2 separate regions of the Homo sapiens genome follow, and region 2 is linked to region 1. A link is an interaction called in ENCODE POLR2A ChIA-PET data of the cell type or tissue named here. Cell type or tissue: endothelial cell of umbilical vein. All regions are shown on one strand. Links, peaks and the distances in the headings refer to the core of each region. The heading gives the core; the rest is flanking DNA.

Evidence for each region. Peaks named below come from ENCODE experiments on the same cell type or tissue, not always from the same donor. Only the 100,000 strongest peaks of a DNase experiment are listed, where the experiment ranks them.
Region 2: POLR2A ChIA-PET joins it to region 1 with 10 read pairs; 2 of 35 experiments call an interaction of 5 or more read pairs at or near these places.

Annotation. Positions count from the first base shown.
Region 1 is chr6:88,874,610-88,890,591 of GRCh38, reverse strand. RNGTT (RNA guanylyltransferase and 5'-phosphatase) reads left to right here. Exons shown (of 16, transcript NM_003800.5): 8 at 1-97. Among named protein-coding and RNA genes, the nearest start is that of RNGTT, 81 kb to the left of the region's middle. In endothelial cell of umbilical vein, for the core only: no CTCF peak of the experiment used is centred there; no DNase peak of the experiment used is centred there.
Region 2 is chr6:88,805,523-88,821,504 of GRCh38, reverse strand. All of the region lies in intron 11 of RNGTT (RNA guanylyltransferase and 5'-phosphatase), which reads left to right. Among named protein-coding and RNA genes, the nearest start is that of RNGTT, 150 kb to the left of the region's middle. In endothelial cell of umbilical vein, for the core only: no CTCF peak of the experiment used is centred there; no DNase peak of the experiment used is centred there; H3K27ac peaks cover 276 bases.

The DNA of each region.
Region 1 (15,982 bases), core at 5,025-10,024:
GATTCCCTGGAGCACAGCCTGTTTCCATGGACAAGCAAAATATTAAACTTTTAGACCTGAAGCCATACAAAGTAAGCTGGAAAGCAGATGGTACTCGGTAAGTTAGACTTCTAAAAAAATTACACAAATAACCCTAATGCTTGAAGAATATTGTTTTATTGTTAGAAAAGTTTACACTCTTGAGAGTGTGAATTTCTAATGTGAATAGCAAAATAAATGTTTCAAAAATTATATATTTTTGGTTTTGCTAGTGTTCTAAGCTGTATAGCACAAGTTATCTCTCATTCTGCTAAATTTTTGGTTTCAGAGCTTAGCTAGTTTAACATAAATCTATAACTAGATGTTAAGTTTGAAAGTGTTTTTCTCTTAATGATATGGTTTTTGGTATGTCTGCTGCCCACTGCCTTGTTTTTTAATGATATTGGACATGTTGAGGTTAATAGATAAATTGCCAGTTTGTAATCTAAAAATGATGAACTCTCTCTGATTCATTCTGTATTCTCCTTTGAATAATTTGCCTTATTCTCTTTATATACTCGCAAGGTTGTTGCATTATTACAACAAAGCTTAATTTCAAATTTTATATTTCTAAGTTTTAAGATTTTTTTAATTTGAGACAGGATCTTGCTCTGTCACCCAGGCGGCAGTGCCTTAGCACGATCAAGGCTCACTGCAGCCTTGAACTCCTGGGCTCGAGTAATCCTCCCACCTCAGTCTCCTGAATAGTAGCTTAGCCTCCTGAGTAGCTGGGATTATGGGAATGTGCCACCCTGCCTGGCTATTTTTTAAATTTTTTGTAAGGATGAAGTCTCCTTATGTTGCCCAGGCTGGTCAAGATATTAGTAGAAATTTTATTCTTCCTCAGCAACATTTTATTTTTTTCTTTTGTAATCCATATTTTTTTGCATCTATTACAGTTTTGCTATATGTATGTATTCATTTAGCAAGTTGAAATAATTATTTTAACAGATATTAACATAGAAGTCATTAACTATTTCATAATAAAATGTTTTGGAATAACTGGCAGTACATATATATTAGCTTTTAAGTGTTATTTTGAAGATGACAGATTCTATTTAATTTTTATGAGTTTTGGAAAGTCTTAAGTGGCAGTTATACTCTTTGTATCATGCCATCTCCATCTCCATTTAACATGTAGTTACCTTAAAAGATATATATGGAGAAAAGAAGTGGAGCAGATACAACCTATTTTCATTATTAGGTGACTATAATGATATTTTAACATTATATGCTTTCTAGAATGTTTAAGTATTTTATTATATTTGATTTTTATTGGGAATATTTAAAAATATTTTCATTCATTTTAATTGTCTGCCTCTGTTGGAAACAATTTTTCCCCTCAGTTTAGCATTTTTTAGCTTTTTTAGGGTATTTTATAGGTAAGACATATTCATTTGACAAAATTCAGAAAATAACATTAAAAAAGAAGAAAATAAAAAAGAAATTTTATCACCTAGAGATTATCACTACTGTCCTTATGGTATTGACCTTTTTCTCTGGGTTATATGGCAGGTGTGGTTTTTATTATTATTATTATTTTTTGAGACGGGTTTTCACTCTTGTTGTCCAGGCTGAAGTGCAATGGCACGATCTCGGCTCACCACAACCTCCGCCTGCCAGGTTCAAGCGATTCTGCTGCCTCAGCCTCCCAAGTAGCTGGGTTTATGGCATGTGCCACCACACCTGGCTTATTTTGTATTTTTAGTAGAGACAGGGTTTCTCCATGTTGGTCAGGCTGGTCTCGAACTCCCTATCTCAGGTGATCCACCTGCCTTGGTCTCCCAAAGTGCTGGGATTACAGGTGTGAGCCACCGTGCCTGGCCTGTGGTTTTTATTATTAATGCTTTGTGTACTAATTCAAGTAGTTAAATAACAAGTATTTGATATTTATATGTTTATTTGTTCATATTATTTTGAACTTCCTTAATGAACTAGCCTTAAAAATTAATAATAATGTATAATGCAAAATTGAAACAGTGTAGAAATGAAAAAATGTGCCTTGTGTGCTTGCAGCAGTTATACAAAGAAAGATATAGATCCATAAACAGAATTTGGATCATTTACCCATTCTGCACCCTTCCCTGTGGATATGTGTTTTTGATGGATAAATGAAAATTAGCCTTTCTGCTTATTTTCAGAATATTAAAATTATATTTATTTAATATGTTGGGTTAGATTATGTTCAGAATCTATTAAATTGGTAGTAAGGATGTTAAGGATGTTGTTGAGACATACATTTTAATAGATACGTAAAAATGTCTTAACAAATGTCTTACTTCTGTGGGTGGAGAAAGAGTGGAAAACGTGAGGTCAAGGTGTCTATCTCTAGGCTTTACACTACGAAATGAACTGGGGATTTGGGATTGAGGCATACATTTAACCTCTTAGGAGTTTCATATTTTAGGTACTCTTTTTTTTTTCTGTTGAAATTTATTTTATTATCTTATTTTTTTGAGACAGGGTCCTCACTCTGTTGCCTAGGCTAGAGTGCAGTGGCACAGTGATTGCTCACTGCAACCTTGACCTCCTGGGCTCAAGTCATTCTCCCACCTCAGCCTCCAGAGTCGCTGGGATTACAGACATGCACCACTATGGCCAGCTAATTTTTAAAATTTTCTGTAGAGATATGATCTTGCCATGTTGCCCAGGCTGGTCTTGAGCTCCTGGGCTGTAGTGATCCTCCTGCCTTGGCTTCCCAAAGTGTTAGGATTACAGGCATGAGCCACCACATCTGGCCTTATATACTCTTTACTTTCTGCATTGCTTTCTTCACAGTATCATGGTAAGCTTTGGGCAAAATAATAAAGCCTGCAAAATTTGTCTCTTGTTTCTGCCATCCAACTTTTGTTGATTTTGTTCCTCCTCTGTAGTTGTGTACCCCTTTCTCTGTGTGTTGGTATTGTTAGACCCCTAGATGATTGGCTAAAGTAATTTTTTATGAAGTAATTGGTTAAGATGTTTTTGATTGCTAATGGAAATATCTAATTTCTCCTAGAACCAGGCTCCACCAAAAACAAAAGGAAAACCCTGAGTATTTATTGAATACCTACTCTGTTTTAGGATACTTTTTTCTGGGAGAGAAAAAATTTTGCAAGGTGTTTCTGGGCCAGTGTAAAATCTATCTTTTGCGCACTAGGATTTAAGTACAGTAGCATGGAAGAGGGACTTTCTGTGATTGAATAAGGTGAAAAGAGCCTGAGGAGGCTGTAGAATGGTCTTAGAGGCTATGAAATAAGAGTAACTGATTAATAGCTATGAGTCCTGGACTCCATCGTCGTTAAAGCTATGTCAGGATACAGTGTAGGATTTCTTTTTATTATCCTTATTTCATAATTTAATGGCAATTTATTATATCTCGTAACAATATTTAAACCAAGGATCTCTGAAATTGAGTGTAATAGGAAACCTGGATATAGTTAACAGTAAAAGGTATTGTGTAAGAATTTTGCATTAGCCTGACCAAGGCCTGAGGGCCTGGAGATAACAGTAAGTAGAGTGGCTTTTTTTTTTTTTTTTTTTTTTTAAAGAAATTGTGTTTTGCTATGTTGCTCAGGATGGTCTCAAACTCCTGGCCTCAAGTGATTCTTCCCTGTTGGCCTCCTGAAGTACTGGGATTATAAGTGTGAGCCATTGAACCCTGCCTGGAGTGGTTTTGACAGGAAACTTTAATGGATTTGAAAACATTGTAGAATAGGGAATATTTCTGAAATGTAAAGCCAGGTAATAGAAACAGAAATATGAAAGTTATTGAAAATGAAACAGTGAGAAATTTATATTAGTTGTAATAGGTGAATTGATGGAGACTAAGCCACTGTAATCTCAGAAACAGATGAAATGAAAGTTTGTTTGATGGAAGAATTAATTGTGTTTCGTGTATTTCAATAAACTCATACTTTTAAAAATGAGATGTCTTTAGTTTTTATAGTTCTGAGTACTTTTGGTTGCAGTTTTTGATCTCTAATAATTAAGCATTTAAAAAATCTTCTAATTTGGAATTATGTCAGACTTAGTAAGTCTTCCAAAAATAGTACAAAGAATTTCCATGTGCCCTTAACCAGATTCCTCAAATGTTAACATCTTATATTATTACAGTACAATGGCCAAAATCAAGACATTAACATTGATGTATTGATTATTGACGTTATTCAGATTTCACCAAAAGTGTCAATATTATGCCCTGTTTCTGGTCCAGGATCCAGTCCAGGATCACGTGTTTCATTAGGTTGCCATGTCTCTTCTTTTTTCTGCAATAATTCTTTTTTTTTTTGAGACGGAGTCTCGCTGTTGCCCAGGCTGGAGTACAGTGGCGCGATCTCTGCTTACTGCAGGCTCCGCCCGCTGGGTTCACGCCATTCTCCTGCCTCAGCCTCCCGAGCAGCTGGGACTACAGGCGCCCACCACCTCGCCAGGCTAATTTTTTTGTATTTTTAGTAGAGACGGAGTTTCAACGTGTTAGCCAGGATGGTCTCGATCTCCTGACGTCGTGATCCGCCTGCCTCGGCCTCCCAAAGTGCTGGGATTACAGGTGTGAGCCACCGCGCCCGGCCTCTGCAATAATTCTTTAGGCTTTCTTTCATAACTTTGACACTTTTGAATAGCATTGGCCAGTTATCTTGTAGCTTGTCTCTCAGATTGAGTTTGTTTGATGTTTCCTCATGATTCAAGTTGGGCATGCTTGCAAGAACATCACAGTAGTAATATTCTTCATGTCATTTCAGGAGGCACATAATGTTGAATTCTCCTATTAGTGATGATGTTAACTTTGATCTCTTGATTTAGTTGGTGTGTGCCAGATTGATGAAGTTATTTCTGTTTATTATTTTATTTTTGGTTTGTACTTTATTTATTGATAAAGGCATGTCTGCCATGATAAAGTTATTTTTCCTTTGTACTTAAGAAGCTGTGAGGGAGATACTCTGAGATCATGTAAATATCCTATTTCTTATACTTTTCGCCATTATTTTTAACATTCATTAATGATTCTTACCTGAAACAGTTACCACTGTTATGTTTGCTAAGTGGAATAGTGGAATTCAGCTCTTAGGAAGAACTTTCCCTTCTTTCTCATTTCTTTATTTTCTTGCTTTTTTTATTCCTATCAGTGTGGACTCATAGACACGTATTATATTCTGTGGGTTATAATCTGTTTTAGTAATTATTTTATTGCTCCAAATGTCTCATTTGACCGTTGAGAGCCCCATCAAGTGACTCCTGTCTTTTGACATCTCTCCCTCATTTTTTGAGTACTTTCTTGTTTCTGGCACCCCTAGATGTTGTGGACTTACCTTGTACTTTTCCTACCCCAGCCCTGGAATCAACTGTTTCTCTAAGGAGTGGTATTTAGAAACCAATTTTTGTGCACAAGTTGGGCTCATTAGTACTGGGATGTCATTTCTTCTAGGCCCTCTCAGAAGATAGAGCTAGGAAATATGTGTGTGTGTGTGTGTGTGTGAGTATATACATAAATACACACCTATATCTATTTCAGTATCTGTCTGTATGTATGTGTATGCATACATTTTTTTTTCAAAATCACGAGTTCGTACTGATACTTCCAAATCTAATGCACTGCCATAGGATTTATTGAATTTTTTCTCATTTTCTATTTGTAACTCCTCTCTCTGATAGGGAGACACTTGGTTTTCATTATCCATAATATTTACTATAATACACATAAAGTAGTTTTGGAATTGCTATCCAAAGCCACTGTGAGAAATCCATTTGAATAGAGTGTAATATTTGTGAACAGTTGGTCTGACTTTAGCCTTAGGGTATATAAAGTGTACTGTGTTCCAAAGTTACTTAATTATTTTCTCTCTTCCTGCCAAACCCTTTAGTGTAGATAGTTTTCATTTGTAATACAATTAGTTTCATTTGTTTCTGCTTATATTCTGAGTTTGCCCTCATCCTTTGTTGATTTTAATTTTTCATTTTTCTGAGTGTGTGAAACTCTACTATGATTCAGAGTATGCTCTGAGAAATGTTACTTTCTCCTATCCCTTTTAACCCTTTCCCTTTCTCTTATCTTTTCATTCTGTTCCTACCCACCCCCTTAAATAATCAGCCTCATCATTTTCTGATTTACCCTTCTTGCATTTCTTTTTGTACAGATGAGCAGATGCACTTTTCTTTTTCCCCTTTCTTTTAGGAAAGATACCATACACTTTAGAATTAGATAGTCTTTTCACCTTGCTTTTTCCACTTAACAGTATGTTCTAGAAACCACTGCATTTCACTTCAGATATTCTCATTCTTTTTTTACAGCTGCATTGTACCCATTGTGTGAGTAGTTTATTCAACGACTCTCCTATATAGAGATATTTAGATTGTTTCCAGTATTTTGTAATTACAAATGATGCTGTGATGAATAACTGTGAGCTGACTTTCCCTCCATATTGTTGAAAGTCTAACCTCAGGGTCAATTTCTAGAAAGAAGGATTGCTGAGTTGAAGGCTGGGTGTATATGAAGTTTAGTTAGATACCACGAGTTTCTGCTCCAAAAGGGTAGTGCCAGATTGTATTCCCACAGGCAGTTTGTGAGAATGCCTGTACCACCACAGCCTTGCTAACAGAATGTGTTGGCAAATTTTTTCACCAATCTGGTTAGTGAGAAATGGTATTTCATTCTAGTTTTAATTCTGAATGGAGTCAAACATCCTCTCATATGTTTAAGGGCTATACTTATCTTTTTTGTGAATTATCTGTCCTTGTTTCTTTTCTGTTGTCTTTTGACTTTGTTCATGTTTTTTTGCCATACAAAATTTTATTATTTTTATGAAGTCAAGTTTATTAATTTTTATTGCCTCTTGATTTTGATTTATAGTTAGAAAGCCTTTCCTTATACTGAGATTGAAGAAGAATTCTCTCATATTTCTTCTAATATTTGTATGGTTTGATTTTTTTAATCTGGAAGACTTTTTAAATTATAGGCAATCTAACATTTCTACAAATTTAAAAACTCCTTTTATTGTCATTGTTATTATTATTACTTTGCTGTGAAGAATTAATGCATAAATTCATTTTGAGTGAAGGCTGTCTTCTAAGGTTGGAACTGAGTCATGCTGATCCACTTGGAAGTATGTCATCCTGATAGTGACCACCTTGCCTGTGTACTGGGTGTTAATATACAGAAGGCTTATTTTAAATGTACTATTCAGCAGTGTGTTTTGTTATTTCTTTGCAGTATGTTTTATAATAATGGAAGGCTTTTGAGATGAGAAATATATGGTTTTGGTAGGAGTTGAGGTCAAAAGGAAGGCCTAGTATCTCTAATTCTGATCCACAGGGTTCTAACTTAACTTTGCAAAGTAAGACATGGATTTACAACTGTTTTATATAGTGCATGCTGTGCACCTACTTCCCAAATGCACTTCGATTTTTTTTTTTTTTTTTTTTTTTTTGTCATAAAGAGTCTGGGCTCCTTCCTGTTCTTCTCTCTACAACTCAGCCTGTACCTGAGTGGTACTAGCTATTCTTATATTGCTTTTCTATGGAGGAAAACACAGTCTTCTAGAGCTGAAATCTTAAGAATGTTTTGGGAAGATTAGAGAGCTTCTTTAGAAAAAGTTTCCAGGCATTTAATCATACTTAGTATCTTAGTTCATTTGTGCGGCTATAGCAGGATACCTCAGATTGGGTAATTTATAAACAACAGAAATTTATTTTTCATAGTTCTGGAGGCTAGGAAGTTCAGAATCAAGATGCTAGCAGGTTCAGTATTTGGTGAAGGTTGCTCTTTGTTTCCAAAATGATGCCTTGTTGCTGCATCTTCCCATGGCTGAAGGGGCGAATGCTTTGTGCTCAAATGGTGGAAGAGCAAAAGGGCCTGGCTAGTTACCACCAGCTCTTTTGTAAGATCACTAATCCCATGCATGAGGGCAGAGCCCTTGTGGCCTAATCACCTCCTAAAGGTTCCATCTCTCAGTACTGTTGCACTGGAGATTAAGTTTCACCATGAATTTTCAAACCGTAGCACTTGGTTATATTTTAACTTGTTGAATTTTTGAATTTTTAAATTTTATTTAACTTTTTCCTGAGCTTTGAAAATTATTTCTTGTTACATTCCCCACCACTAAGACTTTAGTAATACACTAAATTATAGTTTCTGTTTCTTGGATTCCTCTGTGTGTCAGGTACTGTGCTAGGTTCTGGGGAAACAGCAGTGAGCAGTGTGGATACTGTCCCTATCTCATAGAACTTGCAGATAACTATTTAACTAATAATAAATTATTTGTGGATAATTGATTAACAGCTTGGCACAAATTCAATTTAGAGCTTCAGCACATATCTCATAGCCAGATAAATTCCCAGTTGATTAAATAAGTGTAAATAAAATTTATTTTCTGAGAAAACAAGATAGCAGAATAAATTAGGTTAGGTATACCTCTGGCACATGTTTCCTCAGCATTCTTTGGATATTTAGGTAGTTGGACCTTGGGTTTAGGAGAAGAATATGGATTGAAAGTACAGATTTGGGAGACAATAGTATGTGATAGTAAAGACAGGGATGTGGACAGGCTGTTGAGTAGAGGAAGCAATGGTGACTGAGAGTAGGGGAGGTGGGAGAAAACCAGGAGAAATATCTGTCATTCAAGCTAAGGGAAAGTAAAAATGTCTCCAAAGAAAGGTTAAATCTTATAGAGAATTAGTAAGCTAAGGAGTGAAAAGTGTCTGTTGAATTTAGCAACAAGATATTTGGGATTGGGTTGGGATGTTCTCAGTTTTTGTATAGTATAGAGTAGGGCAGTGGGAGTAGGTTGAAAGTGATGACACTTTTCCTTTAAACATTTCCTCTCTTTCTTCCTTTGGCTGTTGTTAACAAATGTCTCTCCTGAGGGAGATTCCAAGACAGCAAAGAGAACATTATTAAGAGTTAGTGAAAGTACCTTATTTCATCCAAGAGACAGGTATGGCAGGGCTTTTTATCTGTCAGTGTCTGCCTGCCTGCCTGTCTGTCTCACATTGAAATTCAAATGTGAGATAATTGGCAAAAATTGTTCATTAACTTGTGTATTTGGAATAAAAATGAAGTTGGACTTTTCCTATCAGATAGTGGGACTTTCGATTTGGCTGAGGTTTTGCTAGTGAGAGTTGGTCAAATGAGTTTTACATAGCAAGCATTTTTGTGTAGATTAAATCAGCCAAAACTGCAGTTTTGGGATTTTGATGAAAATAGACTTCAAGCATTTGATAAAATAAAATCATTTTATTTAGCCATAATATTGGTGAAGGTGTATTGAAATATAACACTCCCTCTGCCCCCTGCCCCCACTTTCAGAGTTAAACAAAATGATTCTCAATGAAAGACTTGCAGTTACACTTGATAGTCGCTTTACTATGTCTTTATGCCTCCTTGATTAGATTGTCCTTCAATTTTGTTGAAAGCTGCCAAATAATCAAAGTGTATTTTAAAGGAACTCGTTGAATTTCTGACATTCCCTAAAATACATTTAACTTTTTTCTTAATATTTCTTTTGTCTTGAGTACTCTTGTTTCATTATTTTCATGGCTTTCCCCAGGAGGGGGGAGTCAGTTCTACTTGAGTGTAAATATAATACCAGGAAAAGTGATATAATGTTACTACAGTTACAGTTGGAATTGAACTGTCTTGTAATTGTGAAATCTGCTTTTTCACACATATTCTGGGAAAAGATAGAATTTTATAATAGGATTTATCTGTGTACTTAGTTTATTAGCAGATTTTGTAATGCAATTAAATAAATTGTCTTCAAAATAATTCAACATCAATTGAAAGTGATGAAGACTTAGAACTATATAAAAATTTTAGAATTAATTTTCATGCCTTTTATTTTAATTCTTTCTGCTGAGAGTTTGAGTACTATAAATTTAATTTCAACTATTATTGAATCAGTAGGTAAAAACCAAATGGTTTTAATAAGTACTGTTGTAAAACAAATAGTAAAGTAAAAGATAATAACTCAGATTATGCTCGACACAGGAAAAATGTAAGGCTGTGGGAATAATGTAACAGACCAACAAAAGGGCTGGTGCTATGGTTGCAATTTTTACATATGTATCTATATCTGTATTTATATCTTTTGACTTACATATTTATATAATACACACACATATACAAGCATACCCTGCTTCAAGAAAAACTGAATATAAAAGGTAAATTTGGGACTTGCTTTATAAGGAAAATTATTGCAGGGAATAAAAAAGCCACTTAGGCATTTATGGAAATGTAATTTATATTCAGCTTTTTATAACACATCTGTTTAAGTAGGTGAGGTACATTTGTATAATACTTCTTGAAGGAAATTATAGACAGGTTTATTTTCCTGCATCCTGGTCTGGGAATTTCCTCCCTCCCTCCCTTCCTTCCCTTCTTCCTTTCATTCATTCATTCATTCATTCATTCATTCATTCATTCAGAAATTATATTGGAAACTTATTTACCCCTAGGGCTCTGTGTTAGGTGCTGCATGGATTAGGACTGCTTAAGACAGAATCCTCAGCTTTAAGTTTTTCCTGTAATCCAGCTTTAAGTTTTCGTTCTAAACTTTTTCTGTGAAGGACGTAGTAGTAAATATTTTATCATTTGTGGGTTGTGTGGTCTCTGTCTCAGATAAAAAGCAGCCATATCCCCCTGATTTTACATAAACCAAATGATGTATTTCAATAACATTTGGTGGGTGTATTTCAATAAAATTTTATTTACAAATTAGCAGGTCACATTTGGCTTTTGGATCATAGTTTGACAACCCATCATTGAATACATTCTCCTTAAAAGACAGTCTTTACATCTTAAATGTTCTTTCTTTGTAAGAAAGTGTAAAAAGTGAGCTTAAGGTAGGGAAACATATTTAATATAAAGATTTTTTAAAATTTGCTTTTTTAAAGTTTTGAAGTAAGATTTCTTCCCATTAATTGTAAGTTCATGCTAAGCCATTGGTACTTTGACAAGATTTTTTATGTAATTTACTAAATGTATACATTTGAAAGACAAATTTTTTTTTTCTCATGAAAATCGTGTCCTATGCCTTTGTTAGAGCAGGGTGCTCAATGTGTGGTCATACTACATGTGCCCTAACAAATACACTTCGTGACTTGTGAATAGCGTGTTGTAGAAATAGTTGTTGTGTGGATAAACTGCAGTATGTTTAGGCAGCTTCTGTATTTGCTGCTGTAACAGTATTTATTTATTTATTTATGTAGAGACGGAGTCTCACTCTGACACCCAGGCTGGAGTGCAATGGCGTGGTCTCAGCTCACTGCAACCTCTGCCTCCTGGGTTCAAGTGATTCTCCTGCCTCAGCCTCCTGAGTAGCTGGGACTACAGGCGCATGCCACCACACCTGTCTATTTTTTGCATTTTTAGTAGAGACAGGGTTTCACTATGTTGCCAGGCTGGTGTCAAACTCCTTACCTCGTGATCTGCTCGCCTCAGCCTCTCAAAGTGCTGGGATTACAGGCATGAGCCACCGCGCCTGGTCTCTAAAGGTTTTTATACAGAAACATGCAGTTACCCCAGGTGGTTAATAGCTTGCTTGGGTCCCTTGATATGTATCTCATTAATAATGTTTGTAGTGTATGTTTATGCTAATGACTGGAGCCGAATGTTCAGACAGGTATAGTGTGGATAAGGTAATGAGATGCTAGACTAGAAAAGTTTTACATGCTGAGGAGAATATTAAAGAGGTTTCAGATGTCTCTGGAATAATTTTCAGTGAACTACAAACAAAAAAGTATATCTTATTTAGGAACAGAATGAGTCAAATTATGATCAATTAGGTATTGTGTATACTGCTTTCATTTAGATTTGTTCACTTAGCTCTTTATAAATTTCTTTTTGGCTCTAGTTTTCTTCTGAAAGCAAAGCAAATAGCTCCTGATATGTAACATAAGAACTAGAGATGAAATGAATATTGGAATTAAATAAGAATTTATCTCCTATCTTATTATTTACAAACAAATATCAGTTATAGCCATGACATCATATCTAGTATTCAGGAATTCAGCAGTAAATAAAGTTATGTCTGGGAAGGACTTTTACTTTTTTAATTGTTCTGGGGAAACTTAGAGTTTTTGTGGAGGTGTCTGAGGGACCAGACTCCACAAAAGTAAAATATTTGTTTCAAATCATGTAAGTAGATAGTGGCAAAATCAGCATCATTCTGTATTCTAGTACTTGGGCTTTTATAATTAGGTTTTGGCTGGGCGTGGTGGCTCATGCCTATAATCCCAGCACTTTGGGAGGCCGAGGTGGGTGGATCACTTCAGGTCAGGAGTTCGAGACCAGCCTAACCAACATGGCAAAAACCTGTGTCTACTAAAAAATAGAAAAATTAGCCAGGTGTGGTGGCTTGCATCTGTAATCCTAGCTACCTGGGAGGCTGAGACACGAGAAACGTTTGGACCCGGGAGGCGGAGGTTGCAGTGAGCCGAGATTGTACCACTACACTTCAGCCTGGGCTACGGAGAAAGATCCTGTCTCAAAAATAAATAAATAAATAAATAAATAAATAAATAAACAAATGAAATTAGGTTTAAGGTAGTTTTTCCTCATAATAATGGAAATTATACTAACTATACTAATTTTAGGACTCAGTTAATGTTTAGTGTCATACCTCTGGTGATAACCAAAACTCTTAGAGAGAATGTAAGCCAGATCTCGTCATTTAAAGACCCCAGCCCTGTTTTTAATAGTAGTTTCATCAGAACTATAGTTAGGGATCCAGGCCAGTTTCCTTGCAACTGGATGGGACACAATAAAGCTCCTGTGTTTCTTTTTTATCACGGGGAAGTGAGACTACCAGAGAATATTTAGAGGTCAACTCAGAAACACTGTTTATTGATCTGAAGCTACGTTTGATGGTATCTTGTGGTAAATTGGTTTAAAAAGAAGGACTCTTTGACTCCCTCCCCAAGCCTAAATCTTTCTTTAAGTCCCCCTATATGAAACAGATAAAAGCAGTAATGCTTTGGTTGCTGCAAATTGAGGAAAGCATATGGGGTTGCATTCTGGTGTGGCGTCTGAGGTTACCATGGAACTTTTTAGGGCAGCATTTCCAGTTGCGCTACCATCATAGGAAACTTTTATTAAAAAAAAATTCAGAGATTCAAATTCATTAAGCCTGGATTGGTTCTGAGAAAATGCATTTTTGAAAAGCACCCCGATTACTTGTGATTTTTAACCTGATTTGGGAGCCGCTATCTGTAGTGCCTCATGGAACAAAATTTAAAAATCAGTGACCCAATTCAAAGTAGTATTTAGCCAGCTATTGAGTTAAGAACATATCTGAGAATTTCTCTGTTAGTTGGTGGAGACCCACATAAAATGCTTATTATACAGCACTCAATGCATATTAGTTATTGTTGTTATAACTGAAGACTGTTTTGAAAACCATTATTACATGAGAACCAACATTGATTTCCCAGAGTTCACTCAGAATTCTTTTAGGGTGTGGTATAGTTATTGCACAAGAAGAAAATTAAGCAAAGGCAAAACAATCTAACATTTTAAAACCAAATCTTTGAAATACCCATTGGTTAGTAGTCACATCTTTAGGATTTACTAAAGGATAAAAAGGTCCCTTAAATAGCAGTTTCTTTAATCAAATCCTAAGTATGAGAGTTACTACTAGTTAATAGAGATACTGTCTTTGAAATGGTATTTAAAAATAAAAACCAACCAAATTTATTACCTATTACCAAAATCTGCTAGAGAACTCTTAGAGCTGAGCAGATACAGATAAAACTTTGATTGCAAACATAGGTGCAACCCTAACTCAGAATTTTCAGTTGGCCAGGTTCTGGGGGCAGCAAACATGTGAAGCTTTGAAAGATTAAAACAAATGAATTTTTCGTTAATATTTTCAAACATTTTTTCCCCTATATAGAGCTGGGCTACTGGACCCAAACAAATGAGAAACAAGGAATACAGGATAAAGAGATTGAATTTGTCTCTTTGTTCATTCATGTAGTTAACAAATATTTATTGAACATTTACCATATGCCAGAGATTGTGCTAGCTATGATAGGCTTAGCAGGTAATTAGAACTAAACTATATGATGATGATGATGATTGTTTTTTGAGACAGGGTCTCACTGTTTTGCCTAGGCTGGAGTGGAGTGGCACACTCATGCCTCACTGCAGCCTCGACCTCCCACCTCAGCCTCCAGAGTAGCTGGGACTATAGGCGCGTGCCGCCACACCCAACTAATTTTTGTCTTTTTTTTGTTGTTGAGATAGGGTTTCCCCGTGTTGTCCAGGCTGGTCTCAAACTCCTGGGCTAAAGTGATCTGCCTGCCTTGGCCTCCCAAAGTGTTGGGATTACAGGCCTGAGCCACAATACTCAGGCATGATTATTTTTGTATGCTGCTTTTTATCTTAACATGAGTATATTTCATTGTTATAACATGTATTTTTAAAATGACTTAATTGCTGCCAAGAAAAAATAGTTCACCCTCGATTATAGGGGCATTTAGACTCCAGTTTTTTTGTTGCTATAAATAACTGTACTGATCTTCTTATACCCATCTTTGCATAAATTTTGACAAAAATAGTATTACTTAGATATAGTATGGAAACCTTTGAAGTCCTTGATATACCTTGCTAGAGGTTGTAGTGATACACTCCGAACAGCAGTGCTTGAGTGTACATCCTTGGCAATTTGGGGTAGTTTCACTTAATATAAGTAATGTAGCCAAGTTGACAATTGGAAAATGAATTTTTTTCTTAAAAGATTTTATTGATGTAAAAATTAAAGGAAAATGAATTTTAAAATTGCTTTGATTAGCAGTTTTTTTTGAATACTAGTGTGGTTGCACAAGTTCATTCTGTATTTTGGCTATAGCAACAGTTATAACAAGTAATACTTGTTGAACACTTAATGTGTATTAGGCATTGTTCTGAGTACTTTACATAGAACATTTATCTCATTTAATACTCACAACGCTGTAAGATAGCATTGTGAATAAGTAGCTTTTTCAAGGTCACAGACACAGTTATTGTAAGTAGCAGGACTGAGATTTGAATGCAAGTGATCTGGCCCCAGAGCCCAGAATCCTTTTTGCCAGGTCATGTCCTCATTATTTTTTCAATATTTTGATAGTTATTTTTACTGTTTTATGCTAATAGATGAATTTTTCTGTCTTAAAATATATTTTTTCTGATAATGTCTTCTGTCTTCCTCATAAAACATTAAAAAGAAATTAAAAAGTTCTCCCTGTGAGAACTTTTATCCCACCCCTTGGGATAATCAATATTAAGAGTTGGATGTTTGGTTTCTCGAGACATTATACCTTCATCTTCTTACCTGCTGTTTTCTTTCCTTACTTTCTGATCCTCCATATAATGGGATATGATATAGGCTGTTCTCTTATAAATAAATAATAGAAAAACTCTATTATTTTTTTTTCAAATTGCTTTGTGATGGTAATTCAAATTGCATTGCTCCTTTCACTTAATGGGATAATAAATATATTTGCAGACAATATTTACTGCTTTAATAGATAACTGTTAAGCTACTGTAAGCTTTAGAAGGTCTCAAAGACAATACAAGACACTAGAGGAAAGTAAAAGTACAATTCCTACTCTCAGCAGGAAAATGAAGTACAATTTAAGATGTAGTAAGAGATATAACAAAACTATGTATAGTACCAGACAACTAAGTAAGAGATACTAAAGAGCTAATAAAGAGCATTACTTGATACTGTATATGAAATATGACTGCTTGTTTTGATTTTAAGAGTGTGATATTGGGTGTTCATAGATGGATTTTTAAATTTTATATAGGAAATAAGTAAGATATATTTAGTATTGAATATTGATATTTAGTATTGAGTAGTGCTGCTGACCAGATGGAAGAACATTTGCTTTGACCCATCTCAGCAGTAGAGCTTATCTGTTAGATGAGGTGTTAACTGGATTTTCATATTTTTTTTTTTTACGATTCTGTGATACTTTCTTAACTCATTATTTGCTCACATACTCTTA
Region 2 (15,982 bases), core at 3,601-8,600, 68 kb after region 1:
ATCTTTTATACTTTTCTTTGTTCTTCTTTTTGTATTATTGGATAGTTCCTCAAAATGCCCTATATTTCACACATCTGATTTTTAGCATAGCATATTTTTCAGAAATTTGAGAATGTAAAACATATGCTTTCTAAAATTTAATTAGCACATTTTTTTCTTTAGTGTTTCTAAGCAGACTTTTGCTTGGGGATGTATAACACACACTGAAACATACACAAATCATAAGTTTGCAACTTCAGAATTTATTTATTTTTTTGCATGTGAAGGTCCGGTTGTTCTATCACCACTTGTTGAAAAGACTATTTTCGTTTCATTGCTTTTGCTGTTTTGTCAAAGATCACTTGACTGTATTTATGTGGATCTATTTCTGGGTTCTATTCTGTTCCACTGATCCATTTGTCTGTTCTTTTGCCGATATTATACTGTCTTGATTACTGTAGCTGTATAGTAAATTTTGAGTCTGGTAGTGTCAGTTGTTGCTCTTATTCTTCTCCTTCAATATTGTGCTGGCTATTTTAGATCGTTTGCCTCTCCATACAACCTTTAAAATCAGTTTGACAATATTTAGAACATAACTTTCTGGGATTTTGGTTGGGATTGTGTTGAATCTGTAGATCAAATTGGGAAGACTGACATCTTGACAATATTGAGTCTTCCTATCTATGAACATGTGCTGTCTCTCCATTTATTTAGTTCTTCTTTGGTTTCTTTCGTTGGAATTCTGTAGTTTTTCTAATACAGATTTTTATATGTAGTTGTTATGTTATCCCTAAGTATTTCATTTTTGGAGGGTGCTAATGTAAATGTTATTGTATTTTAAATTTTGAAATTCACCTGGTATATAGGAAAGTGATTGATATTTTTTCTGTATACCATTGCTGGTATGTGGGAAAGTGATTGAGTTTTATATATTTGTGTCCTGAAACCTGGCTATAATTGCTTATTAGTTCCAGGAGTTTTTGTTTATTCTTTTCATACTTTCTGCATAGGCAATCATATCATTTGTGAAAAAAGACAATTTTATTTCTACCTTCCCAATATTTATACCTTTTACTTGTCTTACTTTATTAGCTAGAACTTCAGTATGATTTTGAAAGGAGTGCTGACAGAGAATATCTTTGTCCTGTTCTGACATTAATGAGAAAATATTTGATTGTTTTTTGATTCTTCCTCTCATATTAGCCAAACATGGAGGGCTGGGTAACTGGCCAATGTTTTAAAATTTTGCTTTCTTTATTTAATAGTGTGGAACTGCTAGCCTCAGATAAGTCATCCATCATCATCATCATCATATCATCATCATCAGTAATATATTGTTAAAATTAGACTTTTTCACTGGGTAATTGGTAGGAGCCTATAGGTTTTCTTGTGATAAGTTCAGTCCTCAGAAAGCACCACTCTTGTGGCATTTCAGGGCTTAAATTCTTAATACTCTTTGCTTGGTTTTCCAAGTCTAAAACACTGTTCCACATATGATTCTGTACAATCTCATATCTAGTCATATTGCAGTGCTGAGAATTGTAGTTCCAGAGAGGCATGTGTGGAGATAGGGTTTTGAGAATGTTCGTGAAATGTTTCACCTACCTAGTAGGTGAAATAATTTTTGAAAGGTGAAATAAAGATCCGCAGCTGTAGCAGGTAGATAGAAATGCCTCTTTCATTGCTGGATGGGAGACATATATTGTAAGAGAGTGATCACGTTTGATGTGGAGTACTTTTAAATAATAATTTAGCAGCTGTCTGTTGGTAGAGATTAATGAGGTAGAGTGGAAGAGAATGTCAGTAGAGTTGAAAATATTTAGGATCTTGGACACTAGGATGCTGAGTAGATTGTCCACATGTATGGTAGCATACATGAAGAAGACAAGGATGATTCAAGTACTAAAGTCCTTGTTGGTAGTTTGATGAATTACATGGAAAAGTTAGGGTTAAGATTAGAGTAGCTGGTGGTTATGATGCCAAAGGATTAGGACTCTTTACTCAAAAGTAATGTAGTGTCTTGGAAATAACATTGAATTTCTAGGAGAATGCAGATCCTACTGTTTGGATGGTTGTTTTGTGGCACATGTGTTTATTAGCTGCATGAGCTCTTTCAGCACCCCTTTCAGAATTTGCCCTTTTTCATTCTTTTTTTCTTGGGGCTGTTTAATTCATGAGCCCCGCCTTGCCTTTCCTGTTACTGTATCTGTGAGTGTAACAGACTATTTCTACTTGAAACCTTCCTCTTAATGACCTTCTCTTTTCTATAGTTCAGTTAGGTGCTAAGACATCATTTCAGGAAAAATGACTTTATCTTTTATCTACCAAAAAATATATTTAAGTTTTATATAATTTTGGGGAATACTTAATGTTATGAAGAATACTATTCTTGACATTAAATAATTTTTTCTAGGTCTCATAGATGTTATAATAACTGTATATTTCAAAATTAAATTTTCTAATAATTTGCTGTTTATTGAATTATGAACTGAAAGAAAGTAGGTTGAAGATATTAAAGGACTAGTATTATTATTTTTATTGAAACTGTGATGTGGATATAATTTTACCTATCAGCAAACAAATATGTTTAACAGAAGTCTTTTTATTTATTATGACATAAATGTATGGTCACATAAATGGTTTTGGCTAACTAAATATAGCTCTGTATAGAAAAAACATAATGATTAAATTTTGCAGTCATTTATTGCTGATTTTAAGAGAAGTTAATTTTATTAAAACTGTTCTCAGTATGTATCACAAATTTATTTTTCTCTTGTTGATTATGGCTTTTGCAGCACAATTACAAAACATTTTAAACTGGGTTTATCATACTCGTAATGAATTGGTAGTTAATTTCATAGCCTTATTTTATCAGTAACTGTGCATTCATCTTTAGCCTGACTTGATTTGGTTCCTGATGGACGAAATAAACTTTTTTCTTTTTTTCTATGAGTCGGAGTTTCACTCTGGTTGCCCAGACTGGAGTGCAATGGCAGGATCTTGGCTCACTGCAACCTCTGCCTCCCGGGTTCAAGCGATTCTTCTCTCCTGAGTAGCTGGGATTACAGGCATGTACCACTATGCCTGGCTAATTTTTGTATTTTTAGTAGAGACGGGGTTTCACCATGTTGGCCAGGCTGGTCTTGAACTCCTGACCTCGGGTGATCCACCCGCTTCAGCCTCCCAAAGTGCTGGGATTACAGGCATGAGCCACCGCGCCCAGCCCAAAGTAAACTTAAATTATGCTCCTGGTTAACCCAATGTCTTGAGCTTATGTTTCTAATATGCTGACTTTCAAAAAATGATAGTATATTTGGCTGTATTTTTAGGTGTTTAAGAATACTTAGGAACAATTGCACATAATGCTCAACCTGATGGAAATTACAGATGGTTAAAAGAAAATAAACTGTTAGATGTTGACTCATCTTACATCTGTATAGAAGAATGATTTTAAAATGATGTGAATAGGCCGGGCGCGGTGGCTCACGCCTGTAATCCTAGCACTTTGGGAGGCCGAGACGGGCGGATCACGAGGTCAGGAGATCGAGACCATCTTGGCTAACACGGTGAAACCCCGTTTCTACTAAAAGTACAAAAAATTAGCTGGGCGTGTTGGCGGGCGCCTGTAGTCCCAGCTACTTGGGAGGCTGAGGCAGGAGAATGGCATGAACCCGGGAGGCGGAGCTTGCAGTGAGCCGAGATGGCGCCACTGCACTCCAACCTGGGAGACACAGCGAGACTCCGTCTCAAAAAAAAAAAAAAAAAAAAAAAAAAAATGATGTGAATAGACTTGGATGGTGAAGGCATGGGATAGGTTAGTTATCATTTAGGTTCAGAGGTTGGCAAAGTACGTGAAGGAATAGGGTTAAGGTTGCTGATTAGTTTGAGGAGACATGATATAGTTCAGAGTGGTTTATTAGTTTTCTGATAGTTGGAGAATATGAGTGTGTGTGTGTACACGTATGTGTTGTGTGTATATTTAGTGTATTTATATCTACACCTCCCCCCACTTTTTTTTTTTTTTTTTTTTTTTTTACTTATTTTTTTGTAGAGACAGGATCTGACTTTGTTGCCCAGGCTGGTCTTAAATTCCTGGCTTCAAGCGGTCCTCACACCATGGCCTCCCAAAGCGTTTGGATTACAGGTGTAAGCCACTGTGCCTGGGCCACATTTTGGGTAGGATGACCAGAAAAATTAAGCTGTAAAAGATCCAAAAAATGTACCTTTTAAATTCCATCTGTCTGATATGTCTGAAGTGAGATAACTGTACCTACTTAGTCCAGATATATGGTATGAAGAGGTTCTGAATACCTTGCATATTCCTTTTTGCTGTCTGAGAAGAAAGGGGTTTAAATGAAAGGCATGTATATATTTAGGATTCCTTTTACATACGCTAGACCAGAGTGGTTTTTGCTCTAGAGTGTACAAGGTGCCACCGTTGTTCTTCAGTGTGTCTCTAGAGCTTGCAACAAGCTAAAACTTATCTTTTGGTGCTTCAGGTCTAAACTGTATTACTGGCCAGACTTTAAGGATTGAGTTCAAAGTTCCAGTGTTGATTTGTATGTGAATAGTTTTAGGTCTCCATATTATTGTTTGGAAATAATGAGAATCTCTCCCCCAGCCTGTGTGCCCCCTGTGTCCCCATTTCCTCCTTAGACTGTGATTACTTCCAGGAAACAATGACATTGAAATTTTAAGTACTCATATATCTGGGTCACCTTTTCTAAGTTTTGGTGTATTGTAAATCAATGCTTTCTCTAGATATAATTAGAATAGGTTTTATTACTGATTCTAGGGTGCTCGCAAAGGTTTTTTTGAATGTTATTTTCAAATGGAAGCTTGAATGACTCATAGTTTCATATACTTGAGAACAAAAGAGTAATAAATTTAAATTGGTGGTGTTATTGGTTTAAGTACATTGCTTTTCCAATACCTAAAATATACTTTGCTTAGTCTTACCTCTGATACCTAGTATTTTATGTCAAATACCCCATTATGTGCTATGGGTTTTGTCCCACTCGTTCTGTTCATTCTTTTTTCTCATTAAAGAAGTTTTTCATTTCTTCCCCCTTTTGTGTACTTTGCCCTTCTTTTTGCGTGTTCTTAGAATTCTTAGTCTTAGCCTAGGGACTATAAGTGCACATATATGTCCCCATATACTGTATACACATATGTGCACCTCATGAGAAGATTGTAACTCACTAGACTGAAGTAGGATGGAATCTTCCTGGGAGATAATGTACATATAGAGGCATGGAAGATAACTAATAGAACTTTAATTTTGACATTGGAGCCTAATGACAATAAAATGAATGAAAGTCAGTATTCTTTAAAGGTGTTATGTCAAATCCCAGTGAACCATGTAATTACTTTGCTGCATTAAATTGTTGATAAATGCTTAATTTTAAGTACAGGAAATAAAATCACCGTAACAGAGGTATACATATTTTGCTATTTTGTTCACAATATATTTCATACAACATTCTAGATAGAAATCTTAGGTCTTATTTTTATATGATTTTGAGCTTTCTCTTTCTGTCCTAGCTTAAAATTGATACAAAGAATAGGGAAATGTTATACTTTTTTATATTGTGGAAAGTAAAGTTTATTTCTGAAAGTCTCACTTCCATTTTCCTGTTACTTTATTAGGCTGCAGAACATGTTTAGTTTACAGCTAAAATGCCATTTGGTATCCCAGTGTGGGTTGTCCTCATCCGGAGACATCAATGTCTATTAAAGTGAAGCTAAAGGTCTCATCTGTGATGGCTAACTGGGTCACTTTACTCATTAACAGAGAAGGCAACTATCGCATCATTCTACAGTCTGTCACTTCCGGAACAGCTTCTTGGCAATAATGCCTCACAGGGGAAGTCATAAGCTTTCCTGCTGATGGGTGTGACTTTGAGGACAGCTGAAATGGTATCAACTAGAGAAATACAGTGACAAAAACCTATTGGAATACGTTTAGGCCAACCGCATGGTCCTTGCTTCAGATACCAGCCTCAAGTTTGGGGGTCCCTAGGGCCTCCTTTACTTCAGACTTGCTGGCTTTAGATACTGAGGTCCCCACTGACTCCCTCAGATTTGATAATTCACTGGTATGACCCACAAAACTCAGAGCACTAAGAATTATAGTTTTATTATAATGAAAGGATACATACTAAAACCAGCCAAAGGAGAGACACGTGGGCAGAATCTGGGAGGGGCTCAAAAGCAAAGCTTCTGGTTGTGCTTTCCTGGTGGAGTCATGGATGCTGTTACCTCTTCCTGGCTATGATGTATGACAGTCCAGGGAAGTTAATGCAAGCTTTTGGTGTCCACAGTTTATACTGGATTTTGTTCACATACTGTCCCTGTGTCTGACCTTTAGTCTTTATCTCCTCCCAAAAGTTCAGGCTAATACATTTAGTTTCTAGTTTCTTTGGAGATCAGAGCTGACAGGGTATTCCAGGAAGCTCCCATCATGAGTCACATTGTTAGACTCTCCAGTGACTCCAGGTACTCTTATCAAGGAGGATATCCCCTGGGCCTAGAGATCGTTTCCCAGTAGCTGAGGGCAAAGGCCAGGCCCTCTCTTTGGTAAAGTGAATTCCTCAACACACCTATTTAAACAGAGGGTATATTTTTGCAATTTCTCATATTACTCTTTATTTGAAAATCTTAAATTTTATTTTACAAATAAATGATTTTCCCTTAATGTTCAAATTAGAACTATTTAGCCTTTTCCTTTTTTTTAAATCTCTCTACTTTTTCTCCCTCATGACATCCAGACTAGTCATTTATGCAGTTTAGTTGTATTTTTACTGCATTATGTATTTATGGCCAAATATCCATTGTATTCGTATATTCATTTCAAAAGTACTTACTATTCTTCTAAACTGATAGGTCATGCTTTTCTATCCACAAAACAAATACTCACTTATATTTCTTGTCAGCTGCAATCTGGATACAGAGTATAGCATGAACAAAGGTTTAATGATATCAAAGTATATAAATATTTTAGAAAAGGTGAGCATTTCATTGTGATTTGATTATAGACATATTCAGGAGAGTTTTCCCAGGAAAAAAAGGGCTTTAAAAGCTATACTAAGGCAACTTGGACTATAGACAGTGAAGGGCATTCAAATATTTTTAGATATGACCATGACACACAACAAATTGTTTGTTTTAGAAAGTCAGTGAGTAGCATAGTGAGTAGAAATAGTTTGAAGAAAGGAAATTCACCTAGAAGCAACTCTATATGCCCAGTTAGGACGTTATTACTGTTGTCTTCACTGGAGATATATATAGGTAATAAAGGATGATTTATTAGGAAGTTATTAACTTATGAGAGATGACTTTAGCTTTTTTTTAAAATCTTACCCCTTTCATAATACGTACACAAGTCTAATCAACTTTTAAACTTCTCTAACAGTTTTTTATGTTTTCATTTTATAAAACCTCTTGTGATAATACAGCCTATGTATTTTTCTACCTAACCTATAACCTATGGTTATAACCTAGCCTTACCAGCTTATTTTTATAGATTCTTGCACTGTGTTATTCATTTTATATTTATTTAACACACATTTGTTAAGTGAGAGCTTACTGTGCACCAGATTATTGTAATAGATGTTGAAAATACAATGAATGTAAGATGTGATTCCTGACCTCAAAAAGCATACATATCAATTTAGTAGTCAGACAGATGGGAAAAGCTTGTGATGGAGGGAAGCATAGGATACTTTGATAGTTTATTGAAGGAGCATATAACCTAGACTAGAGTAGAGATTAGGAGAAGTTTTTGGGACTCTGACACTCTAGTTTAGAATAGCAGCTAACAATATGGACTCTGGAGCCAGAATGCATTTGGATTCTCAGTTTCTTGCTGTGTAACCTTAGGCAAGTTCTTAACTTCACCTTTAAAATGGGAATCACAATAATCCCTACTGTATATGGTAATTATGAGGCTAAAAATGTTACCGAGCAAAAGGGCTTGCTGCCTGATGTGCTAGAAGCCAATACTATGACACTTGAGTTTTTGGGAAAATAAAAGCTTTTTATTGCAAGTCGACTAACAAGAGGAAAGGAGTCCAGCTCAAATCTGTCTCTCTGTGCTGACTTTAAGGCAGTAATTTCATTAGAAAAGGTTTAGGGAGTGTGTTCAGGGATTGGTAGGTTATTGGTGGAAGGAGAGGAGAGGTCTGGAAAGTCCTCAGGCATGCACAGCTATTTATTCATACTACCTCATGGATCTCATGTGCAAGTTTCAGGGGGAGTTAGTATGCAGCCTGTGGTGGAAATTTGATCTGTGACACCGGCAAGTTCGTTCTGTGCAAACGCCAGTAGGCCATATCGGTTCCAGTTGATTTCAGCCAGGTTTTAAATCTCATAAGTGGAGGGAGTTTCAGCGTTTCAGCAATTTGTTTCTTTTTTTAATTTGCCACCCTGCAGGCTCAATAATTTCTGCCAGTCACTGGTTTCTTTAACTCTTTAGGGCATAGTTTAAAAATAAGTTAAAATATGTAAAGTGTTGGAACAGTACCTGGCATATATTAGTAGTTTTGTATGTATTACCTCCTTCTCTTGCTCTTCTCATCATTTTCTAAAAATGAATATGTAATTAGTACTCAGTAAATATTTGAATAAATCCTTAAATGATAGATGAAAATATAATTGCTGTTTTGTTTCCTTAGAAGTCTTTAAGCATCTCTATTGAAAGCATTTAAGGTAAAAAAACTATTTTATGTGTATTTAGGTCCATATTAACTCATAAATTCATGAGCTTCATAAAGTGTAATCTCATATGATATGTAAACAATGTTGAATTTGACTGCTTGTAGATGAGGATGTCTTCTCCAGTTGGTCTCACGCGTCCGTCTTACTGTATACCCTGTCCAGTTCAGGTTATGGCCTGGCACGTATAGACATTTGAGTTTGGGGTCTCCCCACTAGACCCTGCCACCTGCTCTTCCAAGATAGACATGGAGTAAACTCTTTTACATCTCAAACACTTAACACAGTGGTTGTCACTTATTGGTACTAAGTGAATGTTTGTTGAATGAGTGAATGATGCCTAAATTATGAAATAAAAAAGAATAATTAGAAATCTGATGAAAAGAACTTTTATTGTTCCATGAGGATGTGGTTGACTACTTCTTTGTGGATCTATGAAGGGATTTTGGTAAAAATAAGACTAACGGCAACCAAAATTAAGAGGGTATATTTTCTAGAGAAATTTTGTTTGAGATTTTCTAACTTGTCAAATAGGATTCACCAGAATTATTATGCCTCTTTTTAATTGCAATAATATTGGTTAATGAAAGAGCCAACAATAGTATTGCAAAAGCGATTTATATTTTGATTAGCTAACTTGAATGACATAGTTGTTTAGGCACTATTGGTAAATAGTGGCAATCAAGTCATTCTTTTTTAAAAGAAGATAATGATGTTGGCTTTGTGATGAGCAAGAAGGATGACTTGTAGGATTATTATTTACTGATTAGAAGGACATTCAGAGTACAGAAGCATTGAATAATCCTAACCTGAACTAGAAGTTAGAATTTGGGATTGAAAACCAATAAAGATTAGTATCCAGGGGAGTGCAAATTTCCATTTTTGGGGGGGTTTTAAAACTAAACCTTGGATTTGTGGGGAGTTATGAAAGCACATAAAAGAGTCAAGAGATAGAAGTTACTATATTGAGTATTCTCAGGCAATGAGTTGAGGCTTTGTGGGAATATCTGCTCAGAAGATGTCTGAGTAGAATAGACCAGAACTGAAAGGTGGAGGTAGTTTATTCTTTTTTAAGTATTCCATTGGTATATTTTCCATACTATAATGAATTGATATTGCCAATTCGTATTTCTAATAACATTGGAGATTGAGTTTCTTCTTCACTGTAGTCTTAAGCTGTCATTTTGCTTATTATTTTTAAAAGGCTCCTTTCTATGCTTTGTAACTTTGCAGTTTCTATTTTATTTCTCATGTTTCTAATGTCAAGCCTTTTGCATTATGTTTCTCTGCTTATGCATTTATAACAACTTGGTTTTCGGTTACATCATGATTCATAGACATAAAACATCAACTCAGAGTCAATCATATGGTAACCTTTGTCAGTTCCTCCAATCTTTGGTCCATGCTACATGCCCTCTGTAGGATATTTCAGATGGTATTCAAAGATAAGATTATGTTCATAAGTAAGCAAATTTAAGTTTTATAGGAAAAACCTTATGAAAAGTATCATGCTTTATTAAAAATTGATATATAATGTCTACTGTTTTACTTTTCATCCAATTATCTTCGAATTTTGTCTGGAGGGAAAATTATCAAGAAAATTGTAATTCTGAAAAGGATTGTATCCTAGTTTAGGGTGATTGACCAGATATTCCACTTTAAATTTCTCCAAGATTTTTCAATTAACCATTTCTAAATTAAGATTCTTTTATTTGTTAGAAGTGTTTTAAAAACATCTAGGGTAATTTAAGTAGAACCACGTTTCTGAAGAAAGATTGACAAGGAGAAATTGTAATTATGTCATCACATTTAAATGTTTTTACTGTCAAATTGAAATTAAGGTATTATTTAGGCACATTGGCCAAGGCTTATGTTGTTATTGGGTCCTCATATCCCATTAGCATGTCCTAATGCTGGCTTGGTTTCTAGCATTGGAAGGCAGTCAGGAAATATCTATCTCATGAACACTGCATGCAATTGTATTTTTATTGGGATGTTAATCAACCAGTGAATTATCTATGAAAAACTTAGCTTAGTACTTCTTACATTAGGATACCAGTGCAACTCATGAATAAGTTTTACTTTATATATAGAAAAGGAGAAAAAGAAACAGTAGGTTATTTTTTGAATGTAATATCAGACACAAAAGAATATCAAAGTGAGTTTAAAATTATATCTGTTATTTAAATTATTAAATAAAACCTGACTTTTCAAGTCGTGCTATTTTAAGCACATTGAGACTCTCTTTTTGACTTTTTGCTAACTCCTTTTTTTCATGGAGACTGTGCCTGACAGACTCTTCTCTCAAAGGCTGCCCATCATCGTTGCTGAATACACTTCCCAATGTTTGGTTTGACTTACAACCTTGGCCTCTCAATTTCTTTGAAATTTTCATCTCAGCGACTTAATTTTGAAATTTGGAAATTCATTCCTACCTATTACTCAGTATGCTAAATTTGGACATACTGCTTTGATACAACTTCCATCTTTAAAGGCAGCTGGGACATTTCATCAGCTTCACCATCCAGTGAGCTATGGCTGTTCCGTCTTCAGTGAAGTCCGGTCTTAGCCTTAGGAGGGGAGAAGTTGTTTTTATTGTGTACACTATCTCAGCCCAACTGGCTATTTTTTATATCTGAGATTATGAAATTCTTTACAGTTCTCCTTACTTTCTTAAAGTGGAAGTTGAGGTCGTTGATTTGTAACCTTTTTCTTAATTTTTTTTATTATAAAAATGGGTAAAAAATTTTTTTTTGCTTTTGTTAGGCGATATCTAATTCTGTTGCCCAGGTTGGAGTGCAGTGGTGCAATCAGGACTCATTGCAGCTGCAACCTCTGGGGCTCAAATGATCCTTCTGCCTCAGCCTCCTGAGTAGCTGCGACTTAGGTGCATGCCACCATGCCTGGCTACTTTTTAAATTTTTTGTAGAGACAGGGTCTCACTATGTTGCCCAGGCTGGTCTCAATCTCTTGGCCTTAAGTGATCCTCCCACCTCAGCCTCCCAAAGTGCTGGGATTACAGGTATGAGCCATTGTGCCTGGTCATTGATCTTCTTTTTAATTAGGTATTTCATGCAGCAAAATTTTCTGTAAATATGCTTTAGCTGCATCTCTCAAACATTAATCTACTCTGTTTTTGTTTTCATTCTGTTTAAAATACTTTAAAATTTCCCTTTTAATTTCTTCTTTTATTCTTGGGTTATTTAGAAGTGTGTTATTTAATTTTCAAATATTGGATGACTTTCCAAATATTGACATCTAATTTAATTCATTATGATCAGAGAATATACTTTGAAATGTGTTGTACGCATTTAGGAAAAAAAAGCATTTTTTCCTGGTTTGGGTGGAGTATTTTTATAAATGTCAATTAAGTCAGGTTGTTTTATAGTGATCTACGCTTCCATATCCTCACTGGCTTTCTGTCTGCTTGTGTTCTGTAAGTCTTTTCAAGATGTCTTTACTACTAGTGATTTTTTTTTCTATTTGTCCAGTCGTTTGCTCAGAGAAGAGTGTTAAATTCTCTATGTATAATTGAGGATTTCCCCACTATTTTTCTTATCTATTTTGTCAGTTTTATTTTGAAGCTTTTTTTAAGGTGTGTATACATTTAAGATTGTTACAGACTCCTGATGAATTGACCCCCTTTGTCAGTATGTATTGTTTTCATCTCTAGTAATTTCTTGTTCAGAAGTTCTCATTGTCTTATATTAATATAGCCTAGATGCTTCAGCTTTTTTCCATTAGCCCTGAATTTGACATCTTTTTCCATCTCTGTACTTTATACCTAACGGACTCTTTATGTACAAAGTGGGCTGTTGTAGACACTATTATATAGTTGGTTCCTTTTTTTTTTTTAAGAGGGATCTCACTCTGTCACTCAGGCTGGAATTCAGTGGCATGATCTTGGCTCACTGCAACCTCCGCTTCCCAGGCTCAAGTTATCCTCCCACAGCAGCTTCCCAAGTAGCTGGGACTATAGGTGCATGCCGCCATGGCCTGGCTTTGACTATGGTTTTGACTTTGGTTTTGACTATGATAAACCTACATTTTTTAAAATATTTTTTGTAGAGATGGGGTTTTGCCATGTTGCCCAGGCTGGTCTTGAACTCCTGGGCTCAAGCTATCTGCCTGCTTCTGCCCCTCAAAGTGCTGGCATTACAGACATACATCCAGCTGGTTCTTGATTTCTTAAAAAAATTTATTAATAATGACAATCTCTGCTTGTTGATTTTGTAATGTTGTGGTTTTTAGAAGAAATATCATTAGAATGAAAACAATCTGGTTTAAATCTACTATCATACTACTTGATTTACTACATGGCTTGCCCCATGTTTTCTCATTTACTTTTTTCCTTTTGTCTTGCCATCATTTAGATTACTTGAGAATGTTCTTATTCCATTATATCTCCACTTTTTGGGCCTATTAGATATATATCTTTGTGTATATTTTAGCAGTTGTTCTAAGGTTTATAGTGTCTGTTTTCACAATTTACTTTTAAATAATAGTATGCCACTTCCTAGTTGGGGTTCTTACCTCATTTCCTTTTATACAATTTGTTTTTACATATGTTATAAATCCTACAATACATTGTTAATATTTTTACTTTAATTAGTCAATTATATTGTAAGAAAAGAAAGAGGAACACAGATTTCTTATATTTATTCTAGTTTTTAACCATTCCAATGCCCTTCATTATTTCAGTTTAGATACAGATTTTATTCTTGTATCATATTCCTTCTACCTGAAAATTTTCTTTTAAAATTTCTTATATTCTAGCTTGGTGGAAATATGTTTTATCAGCTATTGTCTGTCTGAAAAAGAACTCTACTGTGCCTTTATTATTGAAAGATATTTTCATTTGCTAAAGATTTTTGGATTGACATTGTTTCTATTAATATTAGTATGTTAAAGGTGAGGTTTCATTGTCTCATGGCTGGCGTAATTTCAGATAAGGAGTCTGCTGTCAATCTTATTTTTGTTCCTCTGCCTGTAATCTTTTCCCCCTTCTTGCTGGGTTTTGACTATGATAAACCTACATTTTTTTTTTTGTTTTTCTTAAATCTTTCTTCCTGTCCTCTTGGAGTCCATTGGGGTGTGTGTTTGTGTTTATGTGTTTAATTAATTTTGTAGCAATTGGAGGCATTATTTCTCTCAGTTGGTTTCTTTGCTTCCTTGTATCTTTCTTTTTGTTTTCGCATTCCAGCTGTACAAATGTTCTGTCTTTGGCTGTAGTCTCCCAGCTCTTTGATTCTCAGCACTGTTTCTTTTTTCCCTCTTTTTTTCTTTTTGTATTTCAGTTGGAAAAAGTGCCACGTACGTTTCTTCTTTAAGTTTAGTGACTTTTCTCTTCTGTGTCCAGTCTGTGGATAATCTCATTGATTATCATTCCCACTGATTAACATTCTTTTTCTCTGATGTTGTGTGTTTTTATTTCTGCATTTTCAATTGTTTCATTTTTATTGTTTCCATCTCTGCTGAAACTCCATATCCGTTTATGCATGTTTTCCACTTTTTTGTCTAGATCATTTACAATGTTATTTTTATTTATTTATTTGTTTTATCAACTTTTAAGTTCAGGGTACATGTGCAGGATGTGCAGGTTTGTTACATAAGTAAACACATGCTATGGTGGTTTCCTGCACAGATCATGCCGTCACCCAGGTATTAATTCAGCATCCATTAGCTATTCTTCCTAATGCTCTCCCTCTCCCCATGCCCCCCACAGGTGCCTGGTGTGTGTTGTTCACCCCCATGTGTCCATGTGTTCTCATCAATGAACTCCCACTTATAAGTGAGGACATTCAGTGTTTTGTTTTTTCGTTCCTACGTTAGTTTGCCGAGGATAATGGCTTCCAGCTCCATCCATGTCCCTGAAGGATACGATCTTGTTCCTTTTTGTGGCTGCATAGTATTCCATTGTGTATATGTATCATATTTTCTTTATTCAGTCTATCATTGATGGGCATTTAGGTTGATTCCATTACTTTGCTGTTATAAATAGTGCTGCAATGAATTTACACATGCATATATCTTTATAATAGAATGATTTATATTCCTTGGGTATATACCCAGTAATGGGATTGCTGGGTCAAATGATACTTCTGCCTTTAGGTCTCTGAGGAATCACCACACTGTCTTCCACAATGGTTGAACTAATTTACACTCCCACTCACAGTGTAACAGTGTTCCTTTTTCAGGCCGGGTGCGGTGGCCCACACCTGTAATCCCAGCACTTTAGGAGGCCGAGGCAGGCAGATCACGAGGTCAGGAGATTGAGACCATCCTGGCTAACATGGTGAAACCCCCTCTCTACTAAAAAGACAAAAATTAGCCAGGTGTGGTGGTGCGCGCCTGTAATCTAGCTACTTAGGAGGCCGAGGCAGGAGAATCTCTTGAACCCGGGAAGCAGAGGTTGCAGTGAGCCGAGACTGTGCCACTGCACTCCAGCCTGGGCGACAGAGTGAGACTCCATCTCAAAAAAAAAAAAAAAAAGCGTGTTCCTTTTTCTCGACAACGTTGCCAGCATCTGTTGTTTTTTGTAAATGTTATTTTTAAAGTCTTTGATAATTCCAAAATATAGACCCTCTCTTTGTCTGCTTCTGTTGACTGCCTTATCTTTGAATATAGGCCATTTATTTTTCCTTTGTGTATGTGTGTGTGTGAGACAGAATTTTTAAATTAGACGTCTTTCGTGGATTTTTCTTTCCTATATGAACAAAAGAGACTGAGGTAAGTATCTTTATGCTTGGTAACAGGCATACTTCTTTTAGTTTGTTAATAGGCTTCATTTGTGGGTGGGGAGGGGTAGTGGTTGAATCAGCCTGTTCTATGTGTTGCTATATAATTACATCTTCAGTGCTCCAAAGAATTTATATTTTCTCAGCAGTTGGCTGCTGTTACTTGTATTTATTGTAATGCCTAGAGTATAAAAGGGTTTTCTCCTGGTGTTTCTGTTTCACGTTTAGCTTTCAGTAGGCTCTGCTCCCCTGTACCACAGAGTGTTCTATTTTCATACTTCTAGTACTTTTCCCCATATGTAAACAACTGTTTCTTGCCGCTCAGTGCCAGACTTGTGAAGACTGTGGAGTTTTCTTAGTTTTTCTTCTCCAGCCTTAGTATTAAGCAGAACCTGAGCACCTGAATCGCAGGCATGGGGTTTTCCTCAGTGGGTCTTCCCTCTCCCTCTTGCCAGTGAAGTTTTGCCTTGCATAGGGATATTTTGTCAGGACCAAGTCTTTCTGCTTTTTATCAATATAATATCATTGGTCCAAGTCTGTCTCCAGCTTCT